Linked DNA regions of Homo sapiens: region 1 is linked to region 2. The links are chromatin loops, found by intact Hi-C in ENCODE. Cell type or tissue: heart right ventricle. All regions are shown on one strand.

What was found. Peaks named below come from ENCODE experiments on the same cell type or tissue, not always from the same donor. Only the 100,000 strongest peaks of a DNase experiment are listed, where the experiment ranks them.
Region 1: it touches region 2 in a loop (7-fold over the local background); 1 of 110 quality-filtered maps calls a loop at or near these places.

What each region holds. Positions count from the first base shown.
Region 1 is chr15:50,785,664-50,789,663 of GRCh38, reverse strand. No RefSeq gene overlaps it. Among named protein-coding and RNA genes, the nearest start is that of SPPL2A, 22 kb to the right of the region's middle. In heart right ventricle, no CTCF peak of the experiment used is centred here; no DNase peak of the experiment used is centred here; H3K27ac peaks cover 1,133 bases.
Region 2 is chr15:50,735,122-50,739,121 of GRCh38, reverse strand. SPPL2A (signal peptide peptidase like 2A) reads left to right here. Exons shown (of 15, transcript NM_032802.4): 7 at 2,382-2,478; 8 at 2,920-3,021. Among named protein-coding and RNA genes, the nearest start is that of SPPL2A, 29 kb to the left of the region's middle. In heart right ventricle, no CTCF peak of the experiment used is centred here; no DNase peak of the experiment used is centred here.

The DNA of each region.
Region 1 (4,000 bases), 51 kb before region 2:
GGGAAACTGATTTGAGTAATAATAAAACTCTGGTCTCCTGCACAGCAGCCCTGCGTGAACTACTCTTTCTCTACTGCAATTCCCCTGACTTGATAAATGGGCTCTGTCTAGGCAGGGGGCAAAGTGAACCCCTTGGATGGTTATGTTAGCACTACAGATAAGGAAATGAGGCTTGTATGTCTTGGGTAACTTGGCGAATGTCAGAGTGTCAATTAGGATGGATTCAACTGCAAGAAATAAAAACTTATGAGGAATAGCTTATACCAGTGTTTCTCAAATTTTAATCTGTGTAAGAATCACGGCTGGGCGCGGTGGCTCACGCCTGTAATCCCAGCACTTTGGGAGGCCGAGGCGGGAGGATCACAAGGTCAGGAGATCGAGACCATCCTGGCTAACACGGTGAAACCCCGTCTCTATTAAAAGTACAAAAAATTAGCCGGGCATTGTGGTGGGCGCCTGTAGTCCCAGCTACTCGGGAGGCTGAGGCTGGAGAATGGCGTGAACCCAGGAGGCAGAGCTTGCAGTGAGCGGAGATCGCGCCACTGCACTCCAGCCTGGGTGACAGAGCAAGACTCTGTCCCCCAAAAAAAAGAATCCCTTGGGACTGGGCATGGTGGCTCACACCTGTAATCCCAGCACTTTGGGAGGCTGAGGCAGGTGGATTACTTGAGCCCAGTAGTTTGAGACCAGCCTGGGCAATGTGGCGAAACCCCATCTCTACAAAACATACAAAAATTAGCTGGGTGTGGTGTCCGGTGCCTGTAGTCCCAGCTTCTTGGGAGGCTGGGGTGGGAAGAACCACTTGAGCCCAGGAGGTCAAGGTTGCAGTGAGCTGTGATCACACCATTGCACTCCAGCCTGGGTGACAGAGTGAGACCTTGTCTTAAAAAAAAAAGAATCACTTGGGATCTTGTTAAACACAGATTATAATTCATTGTGGGGGTGGGGTGAGGTTCTGCATTTCTAATAAGCAATCAAGTGACGCCGTTACTGGTCTGCAGACCACACTTTGAATATCAAGTGCTTAAGCCACAAGAGCACTTACTGCTTACCTAACGGAGCGATTTGGAGGTAGGTGGTTCCAGGATTAATTCAACAACTCTATAATTTCCTTCAGAACACAGTCTCCTTCTCTATCTTTCTTTCTTTTCTTTTCTTTTTTTTGAGACAGAGTTTCACCCTTGTTGCCCAGGCTGGAGTGCAGTGGCGTGATCTTAGCTCACTGCAACCTCCGCCTCCTGGGTTCAAGCCATTCTCCTGCCTCGGCTTCCCAAGTAGCTGGGATTACAGGCATGCGCTACCTCACACGGCTAATTTTGTATTTTTAGTAGAGACAGGGTTTCTCCATGTTGGTCAGGCTGGTCTTGAACTCCCGACCTCAGGTGATCTGCCCACCTCGGCCTCCCAAATTGCTGGGATTACAGTCACCTGCTACCACACCTGGCTAATTTTTGTATTTTTAGTAGAGACAGGGTTTCACCATATTGGCCAGGCTGGTCTGGAACTCCTGACTTCAGGTGATCTGCCTGCCTCAGCCTCCCAAAGGCCTAGGACTACAGGCAGGAGCCACTGCACTCAGCCCTCTATCTTTCTGATATACCATCATAAGTAAACAGACTTTTTAATCTTAGGCTATTGGCCAGGCGCAGTGGCTCAAGCCAGTAACCCCAGCACTTTGGAAGGCTGAGGTGGGCGGATCACCTGAGGTCGGGAGTTCGACACCAGCCTGACCAACATGGTGAAACTCCACCTCTACTAACAATACAAAAATTAGCCAGGTGTAGTGGTGGGCACCTGTAATCCCAGCTACTCGGGAGGCTGAGGCAGGAGAATCGCTTGAACCCAGGAGGCGGAGGTTGCAGTGTGCTAAGATCGCATCATTGCATTCCAGCCTGGGTGACAGTGAGTCTCAAAAAAAAAAAAAAAAAAAAACTTAGGCTATTTTCTCATGGTCACAAGGTGGCTACCTCTGCTCCAAGCATCATATTTATAGCCCTAAACTATAAATATGATTTATTCCCTGAGACTGCACACATAGCCAAATGGAAAAAATCTAGTAAGAAAGATCTGTGAGTTGCCAGGTGAGGTGGCTCACGGCTTTAATCCCAGCACTTTGGGAGGCCAAGGCGGGCGGATCACGAGGTCAGGAGATTGAGACCATCCTGGCCAACATGGTGAAACCCCGTCTCTACTGAAAATACAAAAATTAGCTGGGTGTGGTGGCACGTGCCTGTAATCCCAACTACTCAGGAGGCTGAGGCAGGAGAATAGCTTAAACCAGGCAGTCAAAGGTTGCAGTGAGCTGAGATCACGCCACTGCACTCCAGCCTGGCGACACAGCAAGACTCCGTTTAAAAAAAAAAAAAAAAAAGACCTAGGAGTTGATGGAAATACAGGTAGAAGAAGTAAAGGGTGAAAAAGGCTGATAGGTAGGCATTAAACAGTGTCTGTCATAGCTAAGGAGTAATATAGCCGGGATTCAAATGAACCTCTGTTCAAAGCTATAACACCTCTCGTCTGTTGAATTGCCTATCACTGATGGGAGGTGGAAAAATCTCAGAAGGCAAGCCTGGAATGTGATTGTTCTATACACATTTAACTCTGATGACTCGTACCATGCCAGCCTGAAGAATGAGTGTGCTATAAAAAAGGGGAAGAATTTGTTTAGTACCTAGAGATGAAGAGCCAAATAAGCATTGTCTAATTACAAATGTTCTGCTCAGCAGAGAGCTATTCTGTTATAAGGCAGGGATTATTTTTCTGGATTAGATGTGCACATAAAAATATCCCTTAAAAAGATATCTTTTATCTTAACTCCATACTCACCAAGAAAATTTCTGATTCTTCATTTGACTTGCCAGGTAATTGGATACCAGAAAGGGATGGGTGTGTGGAGTTCTCTGATAAATCTACACAAGTGTTTGTTTCTCTGAAAGTGCAAAGTTCTCACTGGGAATAAATTCATGGATTAAGAGAAGAGCTCCGCGGCAACCCATTTCCAGATTGAAATTTATTGTGCAATAAAAGTGGAACCACAAGTCATTATGAAAGAAACAGATTGTGTAGGAGATGTTGGAAAACTGGTTCACCATATGGAAGAAAATAAAACAGAATCCACATCTAACATCACATATGGAACCTAGACCATTTAAAGACCTAAATGTGAATGGTAAAACTATAAAGTTCACAGATTAAAAATATAGACCAGTATATTTTAACTTAGAGGCAAAGAATAGATTTTTAAACAATATTTTAAAAGCCCAGTGAGAAATCAGTTTACATGGAGTAGTTGGTTTCTCAGGGAGCATGTAAGAAGAGGGTGTTCACTGAAGAAATGTATATGGTGCTGGGGAATAGGAAGCAACATGGGTGCCACCACTGAGAGAGAGAATAGGTTGGGCCAGGTGCACTGGCTCATGCCTATAATCCCAGCACTTTGGGAGGCCGGGATGGATGGATCACCTGAGGTCAGGAGTTTGAGACCAGCCTGGTCATCATGGTAAAACCCTGTCTCTACTAAAAGTACCAAAATTAGCCAAGCATGGTGGCAAATGCCTGTAATCTCAGCTACTCGAGAGGCTGAGGCAGGAGAATTGCTTGAACCCAGGAGGAGGTTGTGGTGAGCCGAGATCACATCACTGCACTCCAGCCTGGGCAACAGAGCGAGACTCTGTCTCAAATAAAAAAAAAAAAAAAGAATAGGTTGGATATAATGGATCAGGTGTACCCCATAGCAAGCACATAAAATCATACATATTTTGCATAATACATTCAAATAAAAAGATATCTATTAAATACATTAAATTGCCAATGGGAGTAGGGGAATGGAAACAGTATGGTGATAAAATGGAATGAATGGATGAATAGATAGGTACATAGATAGAATGGGGGGTCTTCATGGGACCAACAGTGATAACATGCCAGTTACTGAAGAATGCCATTTAATTCAACCCTCGGTACCTAAGATCTAAATACATAAAAAATACATAAATTAACACAT
Region 2 (4,000 bases):
AATTGCCATGGTCCCTAAGTTTTCCTCTCTGTAGATGAATGATATAGCTCAGTATCTAAGCAGTGGATTAAGGAGTTCTTGGTGGCTATATTTAGTTACATGAAATAGAAGATTATTCAAATTACTGATGTATTGCCTCTACTTACTCCCAAGTGTAGTTTATCTTTTGTCAATTTGCAAATCAAGATGTTTTATTGCTTGAATTTTATGTTACTTATATAAACAGTTAGGATCATATATCTGAAGACACACAGGTACTTCCCTGTGGTCTAGAAAGTAACTAGTTCTTTTTTTCCTTGAAGAAAGTGGGAGCAGGAACTATAATGGCTTGTCCATCTCCTGAACAGTCTTATTAATGGCTTAATAGAATGGAAATTTGCCATCCCTGGACAGTATACAGCACAAAGAGAAGGGAGACCAGGGTAAAAGGAGTGTACCTGATAAGAACTAGCAAAAAGCCCTTTTAAGAACCACCAAAGGCTACCATGCTTATGTGTATAGCATTAGCATAAATTTCTGGACTAGAAAACTAGGGCCTAGGATTTGTTTCATTCAGCTTTTTTTTTTTTTTTGGAAACAGAGTCTTGCTCTGTCGCCCAGGCTGGAGTGCAGTGGCGCAGTCTTGGCTCACTGCAACCTCCACCTCCCAGGTTCAAGTGAGTCTCCTGCCTCAGTCTCCTGAGTAGCTGGGATTACAGGTGTGCGCCACTGTGCCCGACTAATTTTTGTATTGTTAGTACAGACGGGATTTCACTATGTTGACCAGGCTGGTCTCGAACTCCTGACCTCAAGTGATCCACCTGCCTTGGCCTCCCAAAGTGCTAGGATTACAGGCGTGAGTTACCGCACCCAGCCTCATTCAGTTTTTGTTCAGTTTCTCTTGTCCTGTGACAGCAGTTTAAAAACTAGACCTATGATATCTTTTTTTTTGAGACAGTCTTGCTCTGCTCTGCTCTGTCACCCAGGCTGGAGTGCAGTGGCACAATCTGGGTTCACTGCAACCTCTGCCTCTCGCATTCAAGCGATTCTCCTGCCTCAGCCTCCCAAGTAGCTGGGACTACAGGCACATCCCACCATGCCCAGCTAATATTTGTACTTTTATTATTTGTATTTATTTATTTATTTGAGATGGAGCGATTCTCTTGCCTCAGCTTCCCAAGTAGTTGGGATTACAGGCATCTGGCACCACCCCCAGCTAATTTTTGTATTTTTAGTAGAAACAGGGTTTCACCATGTTGGCCAGGCTGATCTCAAAGTCTTGACCTCAGGAGATCCACCTGCCTCGGCCTCCTATAGTGTTGGGATTACAGGTGTGAGCCACTGTACCCAGCTTATGACATGTATTTTTTAATTAAAATTAAGTCATTCTGGCCAGATGCGGTGGCTCTCGCCTGTAATCCCAGCACTTTGGGAGGCCAAAGTAAGTGGATCACTTGAGGTCAGGGGTTCAAGAGCAGCCTGGCCAACATAGTGAAACCCTGTCTCTACTAAAAATACAAAAATTAGCTGGGCATGGTGGTGCGTGCCCGTAGTTCCAGCTCCTCAAGGGGCTGAGGCAGGAGAGTCGCTTAAGCCTGGGAGGCGGAGGTTGCGGTGAGCCAAGATTGCCCCATTGCACTCCAGCCTGGGTGACACAGTGAGACTCCATCTCAAAAAAAAAACTCATTTTGTTAATATCACTCATTTTAAACTGTTGTTGAGAGAGCGAGTACTAAAATGATATTTGTATTATGTTGGCATCAAACAGGTGATTTTATTAATTTAATACTCCTTCAGATTAATTTCTGTTATCAACTCTTAGTTTATAGTAGTCATTGATAGAAAAAAGAGAGCCCTCTACTTTACCTGAAAGCATATTTTAGTTTTTGGTAAGAGATTTCCTTAAATTCATCGCTATTTAAAAAGAAGACAGCTGGGTGCAGTGGCTCACTGCTGTAATCCCAGCACTTTTGGAGGCCAAGGCAGGCATATCACCTGAGGTCGGGACTTTGAGACCAGCCTGGCCAACATGACAAAACCCCGTCTACTAAAACTACAAAAATTGGCTGGGTATGGTGGCGCATGCCTGTAATCCCAGCTATTCAGGAGGCTAAGGCATGAGAATCACTTGAGCCCAGGAGGTAAAGATTGCAGTGAGAGCCGAGATTACACCACTGCATTCCAGCCTGGGCGACTGGGCGACAGAGTGAGACTCTCAGAAAAAAAAACAAAAAACCTCACGATCTAAATTTCAGCTTAGTAAGTAATTCAGGTCATCGTATAGTCACTTCATTGGAAGTATGATTCAATAAAGAAAGTAAAGAATTAATATTGCTTGTATAAATATTTTCTTATCACCTTTCCTTCTGTTCTCATGTAATTTAGTGTTTTGTTTTTTTCAGTTTATGTTATGATAGCAATTTTCTGCATAGCATCAGCAATGAGTCTGTACAACTGTCTTGCTGCACTAATTCATAAGATACCATATGGACAATGCACGTACGTATCTCTTACAGGAAATCTTATAATGTTGGTGTTTATAATTTGAAACAATACAAAAGTAGGAGTATTATTTGAAACCTATATAGTCCAATATACATTGGACCTACAGGTGTTTAAATTTAAATTTAAGTAAAATTAAATAAAATTAAAAATTGAGTTTTTCATTCTTATTAGCCACATTTCAAGTGCTCAATAGCCACATATGACTAGTAGCTACTATATTGGACAGCACAGATATAGTACATTATTCATCATCACAGAAAATTATATTGGACTGATAAACATTTTATTACGTCTCATTTGTTTTACTTAAAATCAAGACTTTCAAAATTGATATTTCAGTCACTTCTTATGACTGTGGTTAATATTTGCTACTTCTTATATCAAGTGAACATTGTACTTCATCTGCAGTGTTAACTATTTTAATCTGTTTTTTAGGATTGCATGTCGTGGCAAAAACATGGAAGTGAGACTTATTTTTCTCTCTGGACTGTGCATAGCAGTAGCTGTTGTTTGGGCTGTGTTTCGAAATGAAGACAGGTATGAATACTCAATGTATTTGCTTTTAGATTAAGGATGAATTGTTTCCTATCTTGCCCTGATACTTATTATGATTATTATGGAATTTTTTTGCTTCTATGCCAGAACACCAGTCTTGTAATGAACTACTTCTTAAATAAGCAGATCTTATGTTAATGCATTTGAACTCATATAGAGAAGGAAATATGAATTATGATTTTAACACATACACTGAAATAGACTTTAAAAATATACTTAATTTCACGCCTGTAATCCCAGCACTTTGGGAGGCCGAGGCAGGCGGATCACCTGAGGTCGGGAGTTTGAGACCAGCCTGACCAACATGGAGAAACCCCGTCTCTACTAAAAATACAAAAAATTAGCCAGGCGTGGTAGTGCATGCCTGTAATCCCAGCTACTCGGGAGGCTGAGGCAGGAGAATCGCTTGAACCCGGGAGGCGGAGGTTGCAGTGAGCGGAGGTTGCAGTGAGCCAAGATCGCGCCATTGCACTCCAGCCTGGGCAACAAGAGTGAAACTCTATCTCAAAAAAATATGTGTGTGTGTGTGTGTGTGTGTATGTATATATGTGTGTGTGTGTATATATGTATGTGTGTGTGTGTATATATACACACACTTAATTTTGGTATAGCCACACAGTTGAGTGCAGTGCAGCTCTAAACAATGAAGATCTCTATGAATTGATATGCAGGGAGTTCCAGGAGAGAGAGAAAGAGAGAGAGAGTGCAGAAACAATCAAAATGTCCATCAAACTTTGAATGGGTGAATACATTACGTTATATTTACACAATGGAATACTGTTCACCAATAAGTAAGCCATATACCACATGCAGAGGCGTGAATGAATCTCAAACGTAATGCCAAGTGAAAGTAGTCAGATACAAAAGAGAACATACTTGCCGGGCATGGTGGCTCATACCTGTAATCCCAGCACTTTTGGAGGCTTGAGGTGGGCAGATCACCTGTGGTCAGGAGTTCGAG